Regions from separate parts of the Mus musculus genome. Here all the other regions are linked to region 1. The links are chromatin loops, found by intact Hi-C in ENCODE. Cell type or tissue: heart. All regions are shown on one strand. Each heading gives the region's core, and the rest is flanking DNA. Links, peaks and the distances in the headings are about the cores only.

Evidence for each region. A loop is a pair of places that touch in the nucleus more often than their neighbours do. Peaks named below come from ENCODE experiments on the same cell type or tissue, not always from the same donor. Only the 100,000 strongest peaks of a DNase experiment are listed, where the experiment ranks them.
Region 2: it touches region 1 in a loop (6-fold over the local background); 4 of 42 quality-filtered maps call a loop at or near these places.
Region 3: a loop joins it to region 1, with 3 times the contacts of the local background. A loop is called at or near these places in 4 of 42 quality-filtered maps.

What each region holds. Positions count from the first base shown.
Region 1 is chr3:21,268,234-21,275,773 of GRCm38, reverse strand. No RefSeq gene overlaps it. Among named protein-coding and RNA genes, the nearest start is that of Gm31610, 220 kb to the left of the region's middle. In heart, for the core only: no CTCF peak of the experiment used is centred there; a DNase peak (open chromatin) is centred at 3,373; H3K27ac peaks cover 962 bases.
Region 2 is chr3:21,346,138-21,353,677 of GRCm38, reverse strand. No RefSeq gene overlaps it. Among named protein-coding and RNA genes, the nearest start is that of Gm31610, 140 kb to the left of the region's middle. In heart, for the core only: no CTCF peak of the experiment used is centred there; no DNase peak of the experiment used is centred there.
Region 3 is chr3:21,403,632-21,411,171 of GRCm38, reverse strand. No RefSeq gene overlaps it. Among named protein-coding and RNA genes, the nearest start is that of Gm31610, 82 kb to the left of the region's middle. In heart, for the core only: no CTCF peak of the experiment used is centred there; a DNase peak (open chromatin) is centred at 3,921.

The sequences.
Region 1 (7,540 bases), core at 1,432-6,431:
AAAATTACATGTGGATTAGTCATTTTTTCTTGTTGAAGTTACACTTACACCTAACTAAATTACCTTGATGCTTTTGTCATAAAGTTTGAAAGAATACAGTCCATCATGGTGGATGAGATCTGCTGGTCACATTGTATCTTCAGGCAGGTAAGAGAGGGCCAACAGGTGGTATAGATAGTCTATACAAAACTTTAAGGCTCACCTGAGACCTATAAACAGTTCCTGTTGTACCTCTCCTACCAGATTAAGAAGCAATAAAAGCATGAATTTTATATGGTTATTATTATGGGACTAGTCAGGAAAGTGAAGGCTAGCTTGTCTCTGAGGTCATACACATGCTTCTTTGGAACTGGGCAGTATATGGAAGATGGGGACAGTAGAAGGAGAAACGTTCTGGTGAGTGATTGAAGTTCTTTCAACCCATTTTTCATGGAATTTTGAACTATGAGGAAGCTGGTTTGGAAGACAGCAGGAAAGAAATCTTATAAGAAACAGAAGGTCATGGCAGAAATTGAGCCACATTTTTGTCGGTGGCACAGAAAGTAAAACAAAAATATGCCTAATGAACTTGAAGATTTAGCTAAAATCACTCCAAGGAAAGTCATTCAACAGTGATTTAATCACTTAGGAAGAGGTTTAAAATGAGGCTAGAGTTTCAGCTTCTAGGAATTCGAATACTTGCATTTAGAACAAAAGGAAAGGAAGGAGGAAGGGAGGAAGGAAGGAAGGAAGAAAGAAAGGAAGGAAGGAAGGAAGGAAGGAAGGAAGGAAGGAAGGAAGGAAGAAAAGAATGCAAAGAATATCAAGATAGTGAAACCAAGAGTCCAGAGGCCACCGTTGGACCTAACCATGACCCTTTGACTTTTGCATGGCTATATTACAGAATTACAAATGATAACCCTGGTACATTCACTCCTATCTTAAAAAAATAAGACTTTAAAAAGTGATTATTTTATGTTCATCTCATAACTTTATGTACTTAAGTAATTCCTGATTGTTGATGAGCAGCATCTCCTTTAACTGTGGTATATTGATTTTCTCCAAACTGAAACATCTGCTCTTGGAGGAAAGTTTGTAAAACATTGCAGAAGAGGGCTGGAAAGATTGTTAAAACCAGAGGACCAGGAAGTTGACTTTGAGATTTTTTCTTCTTGAAGTGGTAGAAAAACATCTCTCAGGACACCAAAACAGGATGGCCACTTTAATAAAATCTGAACAAAGCAGCATCAACAGATAAGCTCACAATTCATACTTGATACATCTCAGTTGAAGAGATTTTTGGATTGTAAGTTGATAATGTGATGGGGGGAGAGTTTAGTAGTCCTGAGCACTGTGAGTAGATTTTAGAATTGAGAGTAATTTAATTTGTTGTGGCTAGAAGAGGAATATGAGATGGGCAGACTCTACTATGGACACCAGTGATCCCCTCTTCCTCAAATTCATATCCTTTCAGGATTCCTTTCTTTTGTGTAAACTGAGCCTATTGCCTCACATCTAACAGATAGAATGTGGCAGATGACAGGGTATCTATTACATTTCTCTTCACTATGGCTAAACATCTGACAAGAAGCAAGTAAAGGAAAGTAAATTTTATTCTGGCTCTTGGATTGAGGTTATAGTCCATCATGGTGGAAGGGCAGAGAATTTGGAATAATAGAAAGCTACAGTAGGAACTATGCTACTATGCCTGTCCATATCTGTATGTATCAAGTAGTGGGAAACAATAGAAAGTGGGGCCAAGCTATGAACATCAAGGACTACCCTCTATAGTTCTACTTACTTCAGGTAATCCCCACCATTCTAGGATTTCAATGCTCCAACAATCATCATTATCTGAGGACTAAGTGTTCTAATATGGTAGTTTTGGGGGGACATTCTTCACCTATCCAGTAACAGATGTTAATTTTGATGCCTGATTACATACATGAGCTTTCTGTCTGTGAGGGAAGTTCTTTCTCAGTACCTCTTGAATGATGTACCCTGAGGGAAGTCATCTGCAAAACCATAAGGCAATGTCAGGCCCATGGGAGAAAGCGTGAAATCTGGTTTTCAGAAGCCTGTTAAAAGCTTTGAGAATAAGCAATAGAGCAAGTCCTTCCCGATCCAATGCTTAAAATAACTGCAGTCCAGCCAAACCTTGATTATAGGTCATGAGGGAACAGGATCTCAAACTACTAAGCTAAGCTGATATAGCCAACTTCCGCTGTTTTCAGCCTTTAAAGGATGAGACAATAATTCATGCAGAAAATGATAAAAAATACATTAGTGCCTCAGAGGAAAAACTATACTATAATATTCCAATTGCTATTATGCAATGTTCTGTGAGGAAACACTTCTCATCTGTTGAGTAAGATGACATTTCCAGTGAGTTCATCATTCCCCCAAAGAGCTTTTTCTTCCAGTTTGTTCTCTTCCATCTCCACTTGCTTCCTGGAGCTTTAGCCTTTCTGTTCTTTTAGTTGCAAAGTGAAACTATCTATCACTGTTGAAAAGGCTGAAGCTATTGCTCAGATGGTAGAGCCATTGCCTAATGGTATAGTTGATCTCCATAACTGCACAAACCAGGCACAGTGGTATCCATTTGCCTTTCTAGCTGGGGAAGAGATGTTAAGATCAGGAGTTCAATGTCATCTTTGACTATATAGTGAGTTTGAGGTTGACCTGGGTTACACATGACCCTGTCTCGGAATGATGAAAGAAAGAAAGAAAGAGAGAGAGAGAGAGAGAGAGAGAGAGAGAGAGAGAGAGAAGAAAGAGGAAAAAGAGAGGAGTGCAGAAGGAAGGGTAGCTAAAAGGAGTGTGGTTTTGTCCTTGTATGACCTTAGAATGATTCAAAGTGATGTCTGTAAGGCCCATGCTAGATTGGTGGGTTCTTATATAGTTTTCTATCCTGCTTTACCTTGTGCCAAGTACTGATCACTGTTGTGTGTGATTACCTTAGACCACTGTAATACCAACTTTAAAGGGGCTTTCCCAGTGTTGCACTTAGTAAGTGGAAGGCTGGAATATTTTATTATTGTGGTGGTGAAGATCTAACCTAGTGCCTCTAGCCAAGTGCTCAGTAACCTCCACTATGGATCTGAAATGTGAGCACAGTCCTGACCGTGAGGACCTAAGCCTTCTCTCCTCTAGTCAAGGATCTTCTCCACAGGAATGGGCTGGAGAATCCAGTGGGCTGCTGCCTGTGCCCTTGAAAAGAGGCAGCTGGAACTGACCTTAAATGCCGTTCCAAATGTGGGCGGGCGGTGCTTGAACTAGCTGTTTGCTTTGATTGTCAAGATCAGGAGCACCTGACCATCACAAAGGAAAAATCAGAGGATTGAGACATTTGGCTGAATGGAATGGAAACTCCTGGGTGATGCCTGTATCTAAGACAACCATGTCAAGGACAGAGGCTGGCCATGTGAGAATCCGTCATGTGCTGGAGCACTTAGGGAATGCCTCACAGATCCTGGGTCATCCTGACACCTGTCACTGACTCAGCTATTTTTAGGAGGTGTTAAGAGTTTAAAATGCAGCAAAATCTCAGATTTTAACAAGGGTTTTGGTTCTATTTTAACAATAAGATAGTCTTTTGTTTTTGTTATTGTTTTGAAACAGTCTGTTCTGAAACTCACAGGCCTCATGATTCAGTATCCTAATTGCTGATTGCTGAAATTAGAGGTAAAATTAGCTCAGTGCCACCAGACTGATCTCTAGTCCTCTCCCAAAGCACTTCATTTAACTTCCATCTCTTTTCTTTTTTGGGGCGGTGGGGTGGGGTGGGAGAAGGGTGCAGGGCTTTTATTGATTATAACTCACTACGTAGCTTAGTCTGGCCATGAACTGGTGGCAATCCTCCTGGCTCAGACTCCTGTGTGCTGGGTTTACAGATTTGCCACCATGCCTGGCAAAAACAACTTTTAAAAAGCTAATTGGCACTAGTATGATTTTGAAGTAGGATTTCAGTTTAACATTTTAACAATATTGTTTTTTATCATTTTTTAATTTTACAATTAATTTCTTCAGAATAAATCCTTTATATTTCTTTCTTTTAAAAGTCTGCATAGTTTCTTATCATAACTTTGGAAAACACATTACATAATTATTAAAATAATTTTTCTCATATACAGGCTATACATTCAGTGAAACTGTGATGAGCAAGTTTATCTTCTTTCACTGTCTGGCATCTGAAGGTTCTTTTCACATAATTTCCAGATTTTTTTCTTCCTCTTATTTTTCATTCTTACATCTGAAATGAACACTATATCTAGTAAGATAGCTCAGAAGATAGACCATGTAAGGATGGCTTTGATCTTTAGCATAATAGTATAAGTTTATAATCTCAGCACTGGCAATATAGAGGCAAACAAAAAGCTTTGGTTTTGCTGGCCAACTAGCCTAGTTGACAAGCTACAGGCAACTGAGAGACCATTGAGAGAAGCAGAGACAGAGGTAGAGAGAGAGACAGGGAGACAGAGAGACAGGGAGACAGGGAGACAGAGAGACAGAGAGAGAGGCAGAGGCTGAAACAGAGACAGAGAAGGAGAACAGAGTTTCAGAGACAATACCAGGAGATTTGTTTTGCTGTTCTGCACAAACATGCTTGAGCACTTGCACAAACAGAAACTTTGCACATGCAAGTGTAAGTGTGCACCCCTACCCACCGCTTACATACACAGGAAGGAAAATTAATTGGGAAGAAAATATGAGCAAGCATATTTTGTTTCTTTTCCAATTGCACTCCTCTCAAGTGCCAATTCTCTTCATTCAAGACACAGGGGAACTGCAGCTGTTTGAGAGTGGGCAGAAGCGGGATGGAATTACACGGACACCACCATATGTGTATTGTGTAGAGTCCCTTGATTATTCAAAAAACTTCTTGAAGCTTCCTAGAAAGAATTATTGTTTCAAAGATTTGTGCCACATTTTCATAATAAAATTATTCAGGAAAAATGCTTTTCTGTAAATATTCTCTATATTCTCACAAACTTCTGAGACTTTGGGGTCAAAAATCAGGGCAAAATTTGTGTTAATTACACACCAACACACATGAGAAATGATTTTATTCATCCACGGGACCCTCAGAACTATTGTGATTCTCTCTGGAAAGTTTCTTTAGTGTACCCCTATGATTTTCTCTCAAATCCTCTTCTACAGACCTGAAAACAGTGCGTGGAAAGCCCACATTTGCTATGGGCATTCTGTTACTGTGATAGAGCAGCCACTGAATTAATTCAGTTGGCATTCAGGTAGGCTCTATGCCCTTCAAGACTTATTTTATTTGTGAATGTAACACCATAAGTGACCCAAATCATATACTATAAACGTCTTGGGTGTAAGTAGAATAGTTTCTGAGAAAGCATGACGACCTGAGTTCAATCCAAACTAGTCATGTCAAAACTAGAGAATGGAGTTGAACACTTGTAATCCTAGCACTGGGGAGGCTGAGACAGGAGTCAATTTAGCCAAATTAGTGAGCTACTTTCAGTGAGAGACCCTACTATAAAAAGCAAGATATATAGAGAGACTGAAGAAGACACTGGGAACCAACCTCTGATGTCCATACACATACACATGTACACATGTTCATCTTTAAAAAACACATTAGCATGCACATGTATACACACACACAGACACACACATACAACTTGTGATAGCACATCTGAATAATTTAAATGTTCAATTATTTTCAAAGTGAAAGTTTGCACACTTCCTATTGAGTGAGATGACTTAATCAACAAATTCCTTGAGATTATTTTAATAATTAATCTGAATTATCACGTGGAAATTTTGTTTTACTTTTTACGTGTCTATTTTCTTTGAAGTTCAAGCATACTGCTGGAACACCAATTAGAAGAAAATTGGATGTTATTTAATACAAATTAATATTGTTGAAGTTGTGCAGTTTCAACACTTAGTAGCCTGTGACTGGAGAACTACTATGAATTCTGGGATAGCTTAGACAATTACCTGCCAATCAGAGGCACAGCAAGACTTGGTCTCAAAGAAAAAAAAATCTCCTCATCCACTAACAACAAAAATCTGTATATGGTTTACTCTGATTGGCCATGACAAACAAAAGGCAAAGGTGATTGAAATTCCATCTCTCTGTGATAATGGAACCCAGGCCGACAAATCTCAGTTCAGAAGTCATGTCACTTTCTAGGTCACTAGCCAATAATTAAAGTCCTTAGAGTCTGAGGAGAAGGCTCCCAGAGGGAGACTGGAGAGGCACTACAGACCCTCTTCTAGCTGCTCTCTATCCCAGTTTTCTCCTCTCAATATGAATTGGCGAAGCAGAAGCAGCCCAGTTCCATTGTGTAATCTTCCCCAGGAAAACCTCAGAGAATGTGTTTATGGGAACATGAGAACTGTTAATGAGGTTGAGAGGGGAACAGGCAAGATAGAGAGAGTAGTCGAGGGGTGAAAAGAGCTATCGTATCCCTAGAAATCACTGAGGTGACTGCTATGTCACCTACATCAAAGGCATACATGATATTGTGCTTGGCAGTCCACCTTTGGTCCTTGGCATGGCTCAATACCACTCACTGATGGAGTCTGGCACAGGATTCTCAGGGCCATTTGGTTTTCATGACTTTTTTGATGATGAGACTTGGAATTGCTGAAGCCCTGCATGGGTCTGGGGTCAGTATGTGCTTGCATTAACAGCCCTGATTCCTCGCTGCTAGGTTTCCACAGTATGTATGTGTCTCTCAAATGGCAAGCACACAAAGACTCAAAGAGAGCACACACTGTACTTATAAACAGAAGTAAACAGAGCACAGGCTGGCTAAAATTTCATCTTATGACACTGAGAATGTTCTAAGTTTATAGTTTAATGTACAGAATGTACAAAATGTTAAGAAGCAGATTAAAGTAGTCTTGGCAGGCCTGAGATTTAGATTTCCCACCATTTGAACAGAGCAAGGTTAGAAAGGCGAGGGCTTCTCTTTTACTGATTCTTTCATAATATTCACACTGTTCTCCTTTCACAGTCTAATGCGTCTGTCCCTCATGATGTATCCCAACTGTTTGTTAGGGCCACTGTCATACAGAAAGCGTGGAAGAGTGAAGAAAGGCCTGATTGATCACAAGGTCCTATCAGATGTCAAAGCTGGCTCTGGATGACCTCGCATCAACCCAGAGCTGCCTGATTTGATCTTTACAGGAGCGGCTTCTCCTGGCTGGCAGTTCTATCTGGAAGCCATGCGTCAGCACTGAGCTATGACCTGAGTCATGCTGCATTCATCTTATCTGAAGGAAGGAAATAAAACTAGAGGGTTGAAAGAGGGGAGTGCTCAAAATACATACACATTAACTGAAGCCTTCTGTGTGGGTGCATTCTAGGAGCTTGAGCAACATTAAAAATGATATGAAAATGTAACTATCTTGACTCCAGTGGTATAGCATGGAAATGTGCCTCCCTCTACTGCCCCTCAGTCCTCGCCTCTTTCTTCCTGCCTCTGTTTCTAGCAACCTCATAACCTCATGCAGCTGATCTCAACAAGGCTCAATGGGAAAGAGGAGAACATTTCATAAATTTTCTAGTATCTTTAGA
Region 2 (7,540 bases), core at 1,592-6,591, 78 kb before region 1:
TATTCACTAAAGATTGATCAAAATATTCTTCTTTTCTATAATTAATTTCATAAGCATCTACATGTCTGGATTGATACCAGAAAAATGGAAAGTGCCAAAACAACACTCCATTTCTCATGGAGTGAAATGTAACTCAAGAGTCTAGGTAGTTTGTGTGTGCTTGCATGTACTCATGTGTATGCATGTATGTGTGTGTTTAAGAGTGTGTGTGTGTCTATGTGGTACACGTCAAAAAACAATTTTGTGTATCATCCCTCAGGTAGCTTTCCCTTTGTTTGAGACAGAACTTCTCACATAGGTTAAAGGAAGCAGCCAGCAATCCTCCAGATATCTGTCAGTCTATCTTGTCGTTGCTTGGATTATAAACGTGTATCACTGTGACTAACTTTTCATATGGGTTCTGGGAACCTAATCCCAGGTTCTCACATTTTACTAGGTGAGCAATTTCCTCAGATGCATGTGGATTTTATTTTTAAAATGGCACATTAGGGGTTACAGGCATACAGCATTTATAGTCCTTGGGATTTCATGCTCAACACTGGAAAGACTCTATGAAAGCAAATTGCTGGACCTTAGAGCAGACACAGTAGTCCCACTTTGCTTAACATCTTTTAGAAAAATGCAAAGATCAATAGATTAAGATAGTTACAGCTATTGGAAAAATGAAGAATATATATATATATATTTTTTTTTTTGCTCATATTTCCTTCAGGATATTCTGGCTGTGGTTTGTTCATTCTCTTTATGGAATGTACTTCAGTAACTCCAAATGACTGGCACCTTTTGCACTGTGGCTTAGCCCTGAATTGTTCACCCCTAAAGCTCTTTCCAGTTTTATGTGATGCTCTTTGTATCTGCTTCATCCTTAGTTATGGCAACCTGTGTATAAGGAATAGAACAGCCTCAGGTCTCAGGTCTCAGAAAACTGTCCTCCTCAGCATCATTATGCAGACTTTGCCTTGGATCAATAAATGAATAGATGAATAAATGAATAAATCAATGTGAATTCAAGACTCACCGAGGGAGCTTTCTCTTTTCCCCTCCTTACCAAATTCCCCCTTCTCCCTCTTCCTCATTCTTCCTCTATCTCCCTCTCTATCTGTCTCTCTGGTGCAGCTTTCTCTCAGTTCTTTCTCCATCAAGTCATCCTAAGCTCTACCTCCTTCTTTCATTTTTTTTTCATCCAGCTTTTCTCCCATATCCTTCTCCTCCCCTAACTTACTTTTACAGTCTATCAGATATTATCATAGAACCTTACTGTACCTGGAGCTGGAGCTCGAGTGGGGACAGGTCTGTGGGTGAACAGGCTTGCTGATATGTGAATATTTGCTTTTTACTGTTCCTTTCTGTGAGGGCCAACTTTGCCTGGCCCAGTGTGACCTCAACCCCCACTCTCTTCTTTCCATTGTAAACTTCTGTCCGTACCAGTCTCTAAGGTCACACACCGAGGAAAAATAACTGTCAGGCAGCATGAAGTTATTTAATGATGACTTAACAGAGCCTGGGAATAAAGTCCTGTGAGCAATTTGTTATATATTTAATTTAGGAAAGATTGTTACAGTATCAGAGGAGGAAAGGAGGAAAATATATGGCTACCCATAAAAATGCAGTAAAAACATGCATATAACCCTTCTGTTATGTTGAAATACTGTCATTCTGTGATTAAAGTAGGGCAGCAAAGTGGATGCTGTTGAGTGCTGTGCCAGGGTGGCGTAAGGGAGTGAGGAGAGATCCAGCTTGTGGGCTTTATCTTTTCTGGAGCACCAAGAAATGAAAATGTCACAAAGTCCAGGAGAGCAGAAATTCTGAGCTTCTAAAAGGAGAGCCATGTAAATGGTGAACCAGATGGGCCATGAAATGAACCTGAATTTAGAGCCATATGAAACCTGTTTTCTGTAGCCTGACAGATTAACAGGAGCTAAGGTCTAAGTCTCATGATCTTGGGAGAGAGGCTAGTGTCATTCATTCTGAATGGGTAGAGGAAAAAAACCTGTTTTTAAATCTTACTCTTGGTAGTAATTTAAAATGTTATCAAATACATACATACATGCATATGTAAAAGGACATACAGAGATGTTTGTAGGAAGTGATCAAGGACACTAGGAGTTGTAAAATGCATGGTTTTACAAGTGGGATACAATTGTTGTGACATTTCTCAAAGGTTGACTAGATGCTCTCAGTGCTTCTCAGAAGCAGCAAGACCAGGGGCCACAAAGGATGGGGAGAAAGTGACAGTTCCTTCTATCTTTTGGCTCACTTTCACCTAGTCACTCTTAGAGGATATTGCAGCTTTGCTTGACCTTTAGATTAGCACTTGGAAACTCAGGAAAAGGAGGTAGAAAAAGAGTATAACAGAAGCATTGCTGTGCAGTGCAGGGAGCAAACCTCTCTCAACCCCAGCTCCTGTCACCTCAGACTTTTCATGATGAAAACAAAAAAAAATATTTCCTTAGTGACTGCCAAGTCAGGTCTTCAAATGTATCTGTGTCCAGCTACTTCAGTGTGTCACTCAGTGTATATCTGCAAAACCAGACATTATTTTCTCCTTTCAGTGAATCAAGAATTAGACATGTATGATGATTAGCTTGATTGTCAATTTCATGTAACTTTGTGCTACCTGGAGATCATTTCAATGAAAGGGTATTTATATTGGGTTAGCCCAGGGACATGCCTGTCAGGGCTGGTCTTAATTAAGTTAATTACCTGGGAAGATGCAGTCCCAATGCAGGCTACACTATACTCTAGCCACCTGTATAAGGATGGCGACATCTAGCTTGTGCAAACAAGCAGATGAGCATATGCACACTCATTTCGCTCTGCATTTGACTATGGATGTGACTGGCTGCATCAAGTGGCACGCTATAACATCCTTACAATGATAGTTTGAAACCTGGAACTGTGAATTGAAATAAACCTCTTTCTTTTTTAAGTCACTTTTGTCAGGGTGTTTTATTGACAGTAACAGGAGCTAGAACAATGTGAGAATAGCTCATGAGATGTTATTTGCATACCCCAGATGCACAGATTCAATAACTCTCCATATCACATATTCCTTCAAAGGAAGAACTTTGGAAGGAAATATGGACCCGAGAGTCTGAGAAAGCATGTGCAAAGGGCAGGTGTTGGTGAAAAACCTCAACAGAACAAACAATAAAAATGGCGGCAACCATTGGAATGTTGCTGAAAGGTTAAATGTATGATGTTTCTTACCCAGCTTTCCCAGTTTTCATATTGGCTCTGAAAGACAAGTATTCTACATTTTACAAATACAGAAAGTGAGGTTCTTTGGGTCCTCTGTAGTCACCAGGAGAACTCTTTGTCTGTAGAATAAGAATAGGATTAATAAACTCTCTTGCCAGAGAATGGACAAAACAGTCATTCCTACTACATCTTTAGATAGTTAGAGGCAAAGAAAAAATCATGCAGCTCAGAAATTCAAAGGCTTGCGAACTGGGGTGGGGAAGAACAGGCTTTAGGCTGTGGGGTTCTTGGATTTTTAACATTTGGTCACAGATTGAACATTAGGGGTACGTGGCCGTGTAAGCTTCTCAGGCATCTCAGGTCTGAGGTGGCTTTGTGTCTTTTTGGGTTGGAGATTTTCAGCAAGTCAGTTATACCTGGCTCTGAGGCTAGACTGGTTCCAAGGCAAGCCATGGTGGAGCATTTGCTTTGGGTACTTTCTGCTCCAGACAAAGTATGTTCTAGAATAAGCTGTTTCTGTTGCATGAGCCTTAGCTCCAGGGAGTAGTGAGAGAGCAAAGATGTAGCCTGAGATTTTCATAGAGTGTAATATTTTGAGAGGTTTATATAGACAGAAGCACAGCCCTGGTTGGCAGCCAGGCCAAGTGAATCCCTGAAATTCGAGATAGAAAGATAGGGTTCTATAATGTGGTCAGAACAAATGACTTTATCCAAGCTAGAATATACTTTACCTTTCCTGAGCTAATCTCAAAAGCTGAAATGTTCCTGACAAAGTTCAGCTAGCATGTTTGTCACAGAGCACTCTAATGGTTTTGTCTATTTATAGGATGCTGGGAAACTATGACGGAAAAATCCACAGGGGTTATTCAGGGGCAATTGTGGCATTTACCACTCAAGGCTATTGAAACCATTTCAAGCTGACTCTGCACATTGAGGGCACTAGGCTGTTTACCAAGTAGCAAATTCCAGACTCAGGTCGGATGCTCTATCTAGGAATAGAGAATTTTGCCTCTATGACCTTGTCTTTGTTTTGGGCTTATATGAATGGGCATGAACAAGGCTGTTTGCAGGGACAAACCCAAGCAATAGACAAATCTATCTATCTATCTATCTATCTATCTATCTATCTATCTATCTATCTATCTATCTATCGATCATCTATCTACCTCTATCTATCTATCTATCTATCTATCTATCTATCTATCTATCTATCTATGTCAATCAATATCTAGATATTTAAATATCTAGTATATGTGTATGCTGTCATCTGTCATGTACTCCAGACCTTGTTTCTCAAGACAGAGTCTTGGCATGGATCTCACCAAGGTTAGCAGGCTAGGGAGCTGGAGAATCTGCCTATCTCCATCTCCAGTGCTGAGAGTACAAGCTCAAATACTAATTCCACGTTTTCAACATGGCTTCTGGGAATTGAACTCAAATTTCCAACCTTGAAAATACTTTACCAGATGTAGAGAGTGAAACCATTTATAGTCATGAACACTTTATGTGATATTACTAAAAAGGCATAGCTGTAAGATATCCATGTATGTGTTGAAATGATTTAATAAGATTTTGGCTGGCTTATTTATAATATCCAAAAGCTGGAAAGAACCCAGATGTCCCTCAACAGAGGAACTGATACAGAAAATGTGGTACATTGACACAATGGAATAATATTCAGCTATCAAAAACAATGGATTTATGAAATTCTTAGGCAAATGGATGTCTTGCGCGCGCTTGACTGGCCAGGAAGAACGACGCTGCAACAGGATCCTTCTGCACACGTTTATTGGGAGAGCTTGATTGTAGAGGTGAAAAGACTTCGAGCCCAGAACTGGTGCTGCTTTTGTAGGCCTAGGAGGGGCGTGTCTCACACCCGGATTGGTTATGCACTAAGCCTCATTTGCATGTTCCTCACCTGATTGGCTACTCTCTCAGTACCTTACAGAACCTCATTATCATACCTCATTTGCATGTCTCATATCTGATTGGTTATACTCTCAGTACCTTACAGAACCTCATTATCATGCCTGGGCCAGGCAGTGTCTTTGCAAAAAACTTTACTGCATATGTACACATTGGTTGTTTGTCCAATCTTATGCGTGGTGGCCAGCAGTAGTCGGTGCCACTCTGCAACGGCACATGTGGCTTCCCACATGGATGGATCTGGAGGATATCATCCTAAGTGAGGTAACACAATCAGAAAAGAATCACACATGATATGCACTCACTGATAAGTAGATATTAGATCAGAAGCTCAGAATCCTTCTTAGAAGTGGGAACAAAATATCCATGGATGGAGTTATAGAGACAAAGTTCAGAGCAGAGACTGAAGGAACGACCATCCAGAGACTGACTCATTGGGGACCCATCCCATAAACAGCCACCAAACCCAGACGCTATGGCAGATGCTAACGAGAGCTTGCTGACAGGAGCCTGATATAGATGTCTCCTGAGGGGCTCTGCCAGTGCCTGGCAAATACAGAAGTGGATGCTCACATTCATCCATTGGATCGAGCACAAGGTCCCCAATGAAGGAGCTAGAGAAAGTACCCAAGTAGCTGAAGGGGTTTGAAGCCCCATAGGAGGAACATTAATGTGAACTAACCAGTACCCCCAGGACTCCTTGGAACTAAACCACAAATCAAAGAAAACACATGGTGGGACATGTGGCTCTACTCTAGCTGTATATGTAACAGAGGATGGTCTAGTCGGTCATCAATGGGAGGAGAGGCCTTTGGTCCTGTGAAGGTTCTATACCCCAGTATAGGGGAATGCCAGGCCAGGAATGGGAGTGGGTGGGTTGGGGAGCAAGGGAGGGAGGATTTTCAGAGGGGAAACTAGGAAAGGGGATAACATTTGAAATATAAATAAAGAAAATATCTAATAAAAATAAAAGAATTTGGCTGGTGATCTTGGACATTTTATTTTGAAATGTGAAATATTTACCCAATCATAAAAGCAATTTCAGGAGAATGAAAAGAAAACCTAGAGACTGACTGGAAACATTTGAAACAGATATTTGATAAAGGATTACTTTCCAAAATAGACGAAGAATTCTTACATTCAATAATGAGAAATTGAATGACCTTATTAAGAAATGGCCAAAGACTTGAGTAGATATTTCACAAAAGAAAGTGAAAGGAGGCTAAAGTCCACCTCAGAGTTTAAAAGAACTTGCCATTCTTGCTGGGACCCTGGCTAGGTTCCCAGAACCCATATCAGAAGTCTCACAACTGCCTGTAACTCCAATTTTTGTGGATTTGGTTCCTTCCTCTGGCTTCTGCAATACTGCACCCATATGGTGCTTATATAGATAGGGCCACACACCATAAATACACACACACATTAATTTTTTTTAAAAAAAGGAAATTAATAGACAGCAAGTAAGCATATGAAAAGTTGTTAGGAGAGTTCAGATGAAAAAAACTGAGATACAACTATAATACACCTCCATATGTATATATGTACAAGATAGGCAAAATTCACAGCACTGGCAACACCCAACATATTACAAAAGAATCTTCACTTCATTCTTGCTTCATACAAAACTAAACAGAATCTCATCTAATTCAGCAACTGTATTCTTGATGCTCCTTCCAAATGAACTGACAAGATGAATCCTTGCAGTAATAACATCAGTGTGGACTTATAACTGCCCAGACTTGAATTTAATGAAAATGTCCTCCTCTGGGTAAATAAGCTGTAGCACACGCAGATGATAGGGTCCTTTAACAGTTTTTCACTGCATGCGTATGTGTGTGTGTGTGTGTGTGTGTGTGTGTGTGTGTGTGTGTGTAGTGGAATATGCTTGTGTTTGTACAGCTTCCTGTAGACTTCAGAAAAGGGTATTGGATCCTCTGCAGCTGTAGCTTCTGGTCCTGGTAAGCCACCTACCATGGGTCTGGACACTGAACCGAGGTCTTTTCAATAGATACACAATTCTTAACCACTCAAGTTTCCCTTCCACAAGCCCCCATTTCCCTGCTTTAAAAAATTAATTAGAAACATTTTTTAGTCGAATACAATATTATTCAGAGATAAGATAAAGGTACCATAAATCCACAGAGACTGACAGAGGGGTCTGAAATACACAGAACAAGTAAAAAGAGCCAATCAGGAAGGAATGTGTTGTGAGTTCTTGTGTGTCACATAGGAAGATAGAAGACTTTCAAAGAAATCAAAACTTTGGGAAAAAGTTAAGATGTCTTGGTTGCCAGAAGTTGAAGGGAAGCAAGATAAGGGGAGTGGAGGAAAGTTCCTAGGTGGTAAATCTACCCTGAATAAGACAATTCATATCATGTTACATCAGGAAACATAGGACAGGCACCAGGAAGGA
Region 3 (7,540 bases), core at 1,592-6,591, 140 kb before region 1:
CATCTCTAGCATTATGTACTCCCACAATTTACTCTTGTGTGTGCTTTGGTTGGCGACCGGGGGAGAAATGGAGCCTGGAAGATGAATGAGTGAAGAACACAAGGCAGAGAAGTTGGAGGTTTCACTTGAGGTCTGGTTTCAGAGATGGCAAAATGGAAACGAAGCTGAAGGAAACCAGGTAGGAAGTTACACCTTCCATTCTTGTTGCCGAAAGTAGCAGGAGCCATGCACATTCTGCCCTGGAATTCCCCTGCAGCCAGAGAAGGAAGTAGCACAGCTGTTTCCCTCAGAAGAGAAGAGAAAGTGAGCAACATCCTAGGAGATTAAAAAAAAATTTAGCTTTAATTATGAAGGGGTTTGTTATTATGCAAGATTTTCATGAAAGATTCCAAATGAGGTAAGAAAGGAAAACCTCAGAAACAGGTAAGTATTGGTGATGAGTGTATAAGTTTGCAATGGCAAAACCTACTGTTATAAAATTAACATATGCTACTGATTAAAGGTATTTTGGTCATGTGGAGGCAGATATTTGTGTGTGTGTGTGCACATGTGTTTGTGTGCATGTGTGTTTGTGTGTATGCTTGTGTGTGTTTGTGTAGCCTTTGAACTTTCTTTTACTGAAGTCCATAGTACACTCTAGAGCACAGACAAGGGAAAAGCACTTCTTCATATGTGGTGAAGGAACGGAGTCTGTGGGTGACACAATGTGCAGAGCACAGTGGTAGCTCAGATGTTGACAGCATGCCATCTGACTAGACCATGTGAGGTAGGTTCATTGTTTGTGTCCCAGTCACTCAGGAATGATCATGTGTCCTTATCATGCTCTTGGAAAGTTGACTTCATTTTAAATAAGAAACGAAATAGGGGAGCATCTTTTCCTGCCATGGGCCTTTGCTGTCACTGGCTGCCACTCACTGGAATGAAACTAACACTGGGGGAGAAGATGGAGTGGGCAGGGAAAGCCTCTTCTTGGGCTCCTGACTCAGTCACCCTCAGAGGCATTCTTGTCCCATGCCAGCCGAATTATTTCCTAGTTATTTAAGTCAGTGTGACAGGGAAATTGTGTTACCTGCAGACAAAAAGTATCTTGAGTGATGTATCTTATAATACTCTATTTTTATCTAGATGCTAAAACAATAGAAGTCATTATAGGTAACAGAGGCAAGAGAGTAGGTTGGGGCGTGGCCCCTGGGCTTGCCTTGCCAATCTCCCCCATCTGTCTTTTTAACTCCTACACTTTTTATACTCCAGGAATACTTAGTTCACTTTCTCTTCACATCACCCTTTTGTACAGGCTGTACTTTTCCCAGAAAGGCTCAAGTTCCTTGAAAGAAGTTGCATGTACACACAGACACAGACAGACACACACACACACACAGACACACACAGATACACAGACACACAGACACACACACACACACACACACACACACACACACACACACTATGCACACTTTGATCACATGGCAACTGCTGCTTCACTCTTTGAATTTTGTTTATATACTATCTCCTCTGAGTTGGAGGTAGAGTTATTCCTTTGCGAGCCCTCTTCAGCCCCTTCTATTTAGTGATGCTTTAGTAGACATTTGTTTGTTGATCTTAATGATTATCACATCTCAATGTGACATCCTTGTGCTACCTCCTGTCTTTGGTGTGATCAGGACCAAGATTCACATGGCCCTACTGCAATGAAAATGATGTTCACATCTATTTATCAGGACTTTGGCTCAGATCTCCAGCATTCTCTCTCACTTTTTATTGCTCTCAGATCACCAATTGTTAGAGCACTGTCAAAATTTATAGAGATGATCAGGAGGAAATGATCATGCTGGTAGCAAGCATGTCAGAATACTTGTAAGCAAATATTTTCCAGGTCTTCAAAAAGTTCCTTAACTGAGCAGGGAAACCAAGATGACTTGTAACCAACTGAGTCCTTGAGGGAAGCCATAGTCACAACCTCCTGAGGTCTTCAGACAGATGCCAAAGGCTAAGTCACAACTGAGATTTTAACCCAAAGACACTGAGATAAGTAGGACTTTGTATTTTGGTCCTCTAAGTTTTGGTAGTAGTCTATTACACAGCACAGCAAAAAATTCAGTTTCCATTGAAATGTCTAGTTCCCCCAAGACAACATCCTCACTCTATGTTATAATTAGTTAGGGATATACTTGCCTGCCTTACTAGATTATAAATCCTGTGCACACAAGGCATTGCTTGTCTTGTGTACTACTGTATCTTCAGTAAATCATTATATTATTATACATAAAAATATGGAAGTCTCACTAGATAAGAATGAACACTTGAATCTCTTCAGTATGTAGTACAAATAGTGTTGTATAAATAGGGAGTTGGCCAAAGGAGGGATAAAATGAATTTAATGTCAAATTATAAGTGCTTATCAGGCTAACTGATGTGAAAAGATTGGTATTATTAAGCAAAATATTTACTCTGTAAACTGGCACTGACGTGGAAGTGATGTCATTCACGAGGCGAGAGGGAATTCACACAGCATGGCGTAGGGAAGACTGGCCAGGGTGGCAGAGAATCACCTGGGAGGACCGCTCCCTCTATAGGCATTCTGTTGCTCAGTGATAAAGCAGAAGGGGGACCTGCATCAGGTTAAGCTTTTTTCTAGTGTAATCTCTTTGCAGGTATATGCTCTATCATTCCTCAGTTGAGATTATTTCTGAAAGGAGGTTTTCCATATGATTTGTGTTTGTCAGCCTTCTCTAGAGGAACAGAATTGATAGAATGACTGTGATGGTTACTTTTAATTTTCAGTTTGATACAATCTGTACTCACCTGGGAAGAGAGTCTTAATGAGAGGTTGTCTACATCTGGACCTGGACATATCAGTGAGGGATTATATGAACTGAAATGGGAAGGCACCATCCTGGGTAGCACAGTTCTTGGGGCAGGGTCATCCTGAAGTATATGTAGAGTGGAACAGTGTGCTGAGTATAATATACACACATTCAGTGTTCTCTGCTTCTTAGACATAGATGCAGGATGGCTAGCTGTCTGGAGCTCCTGACATCACGACTTCTCAACAGAATGGTTCCGTTAACTACAATAAACTGTTTGTTTTATTAAGTTGTTTCTGTCAGAGTATTTCATCACAGCAATGGGAAAAGAAACTAAGACACCATCACCCTATTTAAGGGGACATGTGTTCCTGTGCAAGGTACAAGGAGAAGAGGATTCAGGAGGCTTGCAGAAACTTCTGAACAATATATGAACTGGGCAAAGATGAAATGGGTGCCTCTGATATGCTATATATTTCTATGCACTTCTGAAAATGTTCTGACATGAGACTAAATGACAGACCAGTAGATAGTTATCAGCAGTCGAGACATCCTGCAGATTGATAGAGGGAGCACAGCAGAACTTAAGTGCAACTTCACTAGGAGCTTATAAAACAGTTGCGAACAGAAGGGGTTGCTACTGAGATGATATGGGGTCCATACTCTGATGTCAACAAAGGAGGAAGGTCACAGGATCCTGGGAGGTTGAAGACATTGCCAACCTCTGATGATACAGTTGATACACTTTATTAACTCACACAAATATCATTGGGCCGACAAATGCCAATGAGCACTCAGGAATTTGAAAAGTATTGGTCACGAAAAAGTGGGCATGGACACATACTCAGGCTAGTATAGAGGGTCCATGTATACAGGTCTACACTCAAATGCACATAGGCAGGCATGTGAAGGCAAAGGTTCGGATGATTACCTCGTGCCCCAAGACTATAGATAGACACAAAAGCCAGGGATGGTTATGTAATGGATTACATCACTGTCTGTGATTCCCGATATGTGATGTCAGCGTTATTTTGTGCTTAGTCATAGCTCCTGGTTGACCAGGGTTAGCTCTCTTGGCTCATATCAGACATTCCTGTCAGCACTATGTTCTCTAAACATCACTGTGCCCTTGTGGCCCTCTGTGCTGATAGATGGCTCAGTGGGTAAAAGAATTCACCTGACAGTTTGAGTTCACTTACTAGCGCTTACATAAGAGAGGACACACCTGACTCCCACAGGCTGCTCTCACCTCCACAGACACATTGTGAAGGTCACACAGCTTATCCCACTCACACTGCAATGCAATAAATGATGTAATAAATTCTGTTTGTTATAATTAAGAATGAAGGTTTTTTTTTTTATAATAGATTCTAATCATGATTTCCTCCTCTCATGTCTCCTCTCAGATCCTCCCCACTCCTCATTCATTTAACTCCAGGCCTTCTTTATCTTTCTTTGTAGAAATTAAAAAAAAAAAAAATCCAACAAACAAAAACCCAAACCAACCAATATTATAAAAAAAGAAGGAAAAGAAACGCTTGAAAAACGCACATGCACATACCCCACAAAGATGGAAACTATTAAACACATGCAAAAGATCATTAAATTAAAAACAATGCCTAAAGAAATATGAGACAAAAAGATCTCCAAAAATATCATTGAGTTCATTTTGAGTTGGACATGTACTTACTGCTGGGCATAGGGCCAGACCTCAAGTATAGGTTATACACACACACACACACACACACACACACACATACACACACACGCGCGCGCGCGCACACATTTATCCAGTGAGGCTCCATTGAAGAAAACTAATTTTTCCTTTGTGAGCAGTTTTCAAATAGAGATAGTTTCTCAGCTAGGGATGGGGGATGTGTCCACTTACCTTTCTCAGTGTTGGGACCCTGTCAGCTTTGGACTTATTGCTGCCACAACTCACTCTGTGAGTTCTTATGTGCATGAGTCCTGTTGTGTCTGGAAGACACTGTTTCCTTGGTGTTGTTTGCTCCCTCTGGCTTTTTCTGCCTCCTTTTCTGCATAGCACCCTGAGCCCCGAGGTCAACACTGTGATGAAGACATACCAATTAGGACTGAATGCTTCCAGTTCTCTTACTCTCTGTGCATTATCCAGTTGTCTGTCTCTGTAATTAAATAATGTAATTTTTTCTTAAAGAATAGATATCAAGAAAAGAATTAACAAGGAAGTCACTGCATGCAAAATATTGCTTTCAGAATCTGGATCTTAGCAATGCCTTCACAAAGTTTCTTTTCCCTGAGAGTGTCAGAGACCCAGTATACACATGAACATTTAAAACTGATAATCTATCCTGTTTCAGCAATAGTTGAGAAGGTAGTACTTCAAGGTATGTGTCACATCATCAGGACCTTCTATATCTACAAGGGATAACTCTCACTCTTCTCAAGTAGAGAGTATTTGCATTGTTCTTGACAGTTTAATAGAGTCCCTGGCATAGCATAATAATGTGACCAATAATGATACCACCCAGCATCTGAGGAATTCCTTCATTTCTCAAAATTCTTTCTGCCATTTTATTAGCTTTACATTGTACTTTTATTAAGTAGTTCACATGTCCTAAAAGCAAAGTTTCCGTGCAAGTTTATTCATTTCCTCATTCAACAAACACACTAAGACCACTCTGTGGGTGGGGGCCCAATGGGAATGAAGTGATCAGTAGAGATGGTTGCTACTGTTGGGGACTCTAATTCTGGGTCAGGCAGATACACTGTAGATAATTCCAGTATTGTGAGGTATTGGCTTTCCTTACCCACAGGGCATCTGTCTCTATCCCTCACCCAGCCCATACACCCTTGGAGGAGTGGAGCCCTTTAGTACTTTTGACATCAACAAATTCAGTGGCAATCTTAGTCATGCCTTGAGAGAGAACACTGCCAGGAGCCACTAGCTACATAGACCATGACCTTACTTTTTATAGGTGTTAATGGCAGCTTTGCCTATAATCAGGTTTCTCTCTTAGTACAAGCTCTTAAGTTTAGAAAGGTGTGAGGTATGGTACATTTTAATCTATGAAGCAAGCCAGTGGCTCTGGAATTTGTGCACACTGGCTCCTGAGAGTCTGATGTGCTCATCACTTTCCAGCTTGGTCCTATCCCTCCCACTTAGTGGGAGAATTTTCCCTTAGGAATCTGGCCAAGCTTGTAGATCAGAGTTTTTCTCACCACAGAGTGGCTTGCCCAGTGTTTACCAGCACCGCCTTTCACCTGGGACTTGATTAAGTTAAAGGATTTACTAAACTACTCTGCATATGATATTCATAAAAGCCTCTTAATTTTAGCTGGAATATAATTATACGGAGTGTATTAATTACTTGTTCCTTCTCCACACACAGGGGTTAAAACTTCCTTAATTTGGCATGTAAATATATGCAAAATAGCAAACAATTCAGGTGTGTGCAGAGAACTCTGGAGTATTAACAAGGCAATCTTGATTACCCAGCTGCCAAGGAAAGCTCATTCCGAGCCTCGCTCCTGCACCACTACCTACCTCTAGGAACAAACTGATGAAAGCAGCCTTCTCTTAGTGACAAAGACCTGTCTTCTCTTTGGAGTAAAGGAAAAGAAATGAAAAGGAAAGAAAAAGCAAGTTGAAACAGAAAAATGCAGATGTCTTCATCATGAAGTCTTTTTTTTTTTTTTTTTTTTTTTTTTTTAAGAACTTCAGTTTGAACACCCAATTCTGTGTTGGCAATGCATGCTCAACACATAGCACTTCCTTAGAGAGGTGAGTATGTTTCTTGTCTCTATACAGTTTTCCTAATTCCCACACTGGACATTTCAGCATTTATAGTACCTGCTACAATGGATTTTGATAGAAGAATGTGTTAATAACTTTTTTTGTAGCTGGAACAAAATGCCTAACAACAGCAACTTGAGAAAGTGAGCGTGTATGTTGGTTCAGAGTTCACATTTACTCTGGTTCAGTATATCATCGTGGTGGGTGTAGAGAGTGTGGCTTGGAGAGGGGGGAGGGAGTGGTCACATTGCATCTACATCCAGAAAGCAGGCAGAGGCAACTGCTGTCACACCACTAGCTTTCTTTCCTTCAGCCCAGAGCCCTAGCCTGTGGGATTGTGCCATTCACGTTCAGAGTGGGTGTTTTCACCTCACTTAAACTCTGGAAATACTTTCACAGACACTCTGAGAAAAGTTTCTCCTGTGTGTTTCTAAGGCCTATCCCACAAACAATGAAGGCAAACCATCACAATGAAATTTAGTAAATATATGCTGAATCCATTATCTAAATGCCTCAATTTTCTCTTGCAAGAAATTAGAAAGTCCACATATTTGCATGTCAAAACAACCACTTCTCTTTCTCTGCCTAGACAAGCACATATCCTTATTACCACAAGGATTTCTAGTGGACTCTCTCATACTTGTCTCTACTTTGCAACAGGCACACTTTAGGGATATTGTGTGAGTAGGGATGAGTGTGCCCTGGGCTCAGCACCCGCATGTAATAGATATTATGTCATCAAAGTAGGAAAGACATGGAAAGATTTGTAATCATTTCCATAGTATCACCAGGGCTGTAACCACAGCAAATACAGGGGAGCAGAGGGGTCTGGATTCTTTCAAGTACTAGAGTCCTAAGCTGAGGGCTACATTGACACCTAGAGCTTTGGCAGAGGATCAAGTTTAGGAGCACATTGCCTTAGTTGGGGAAACAGAACGCCATATTTGGTTTGAAGCAAGGG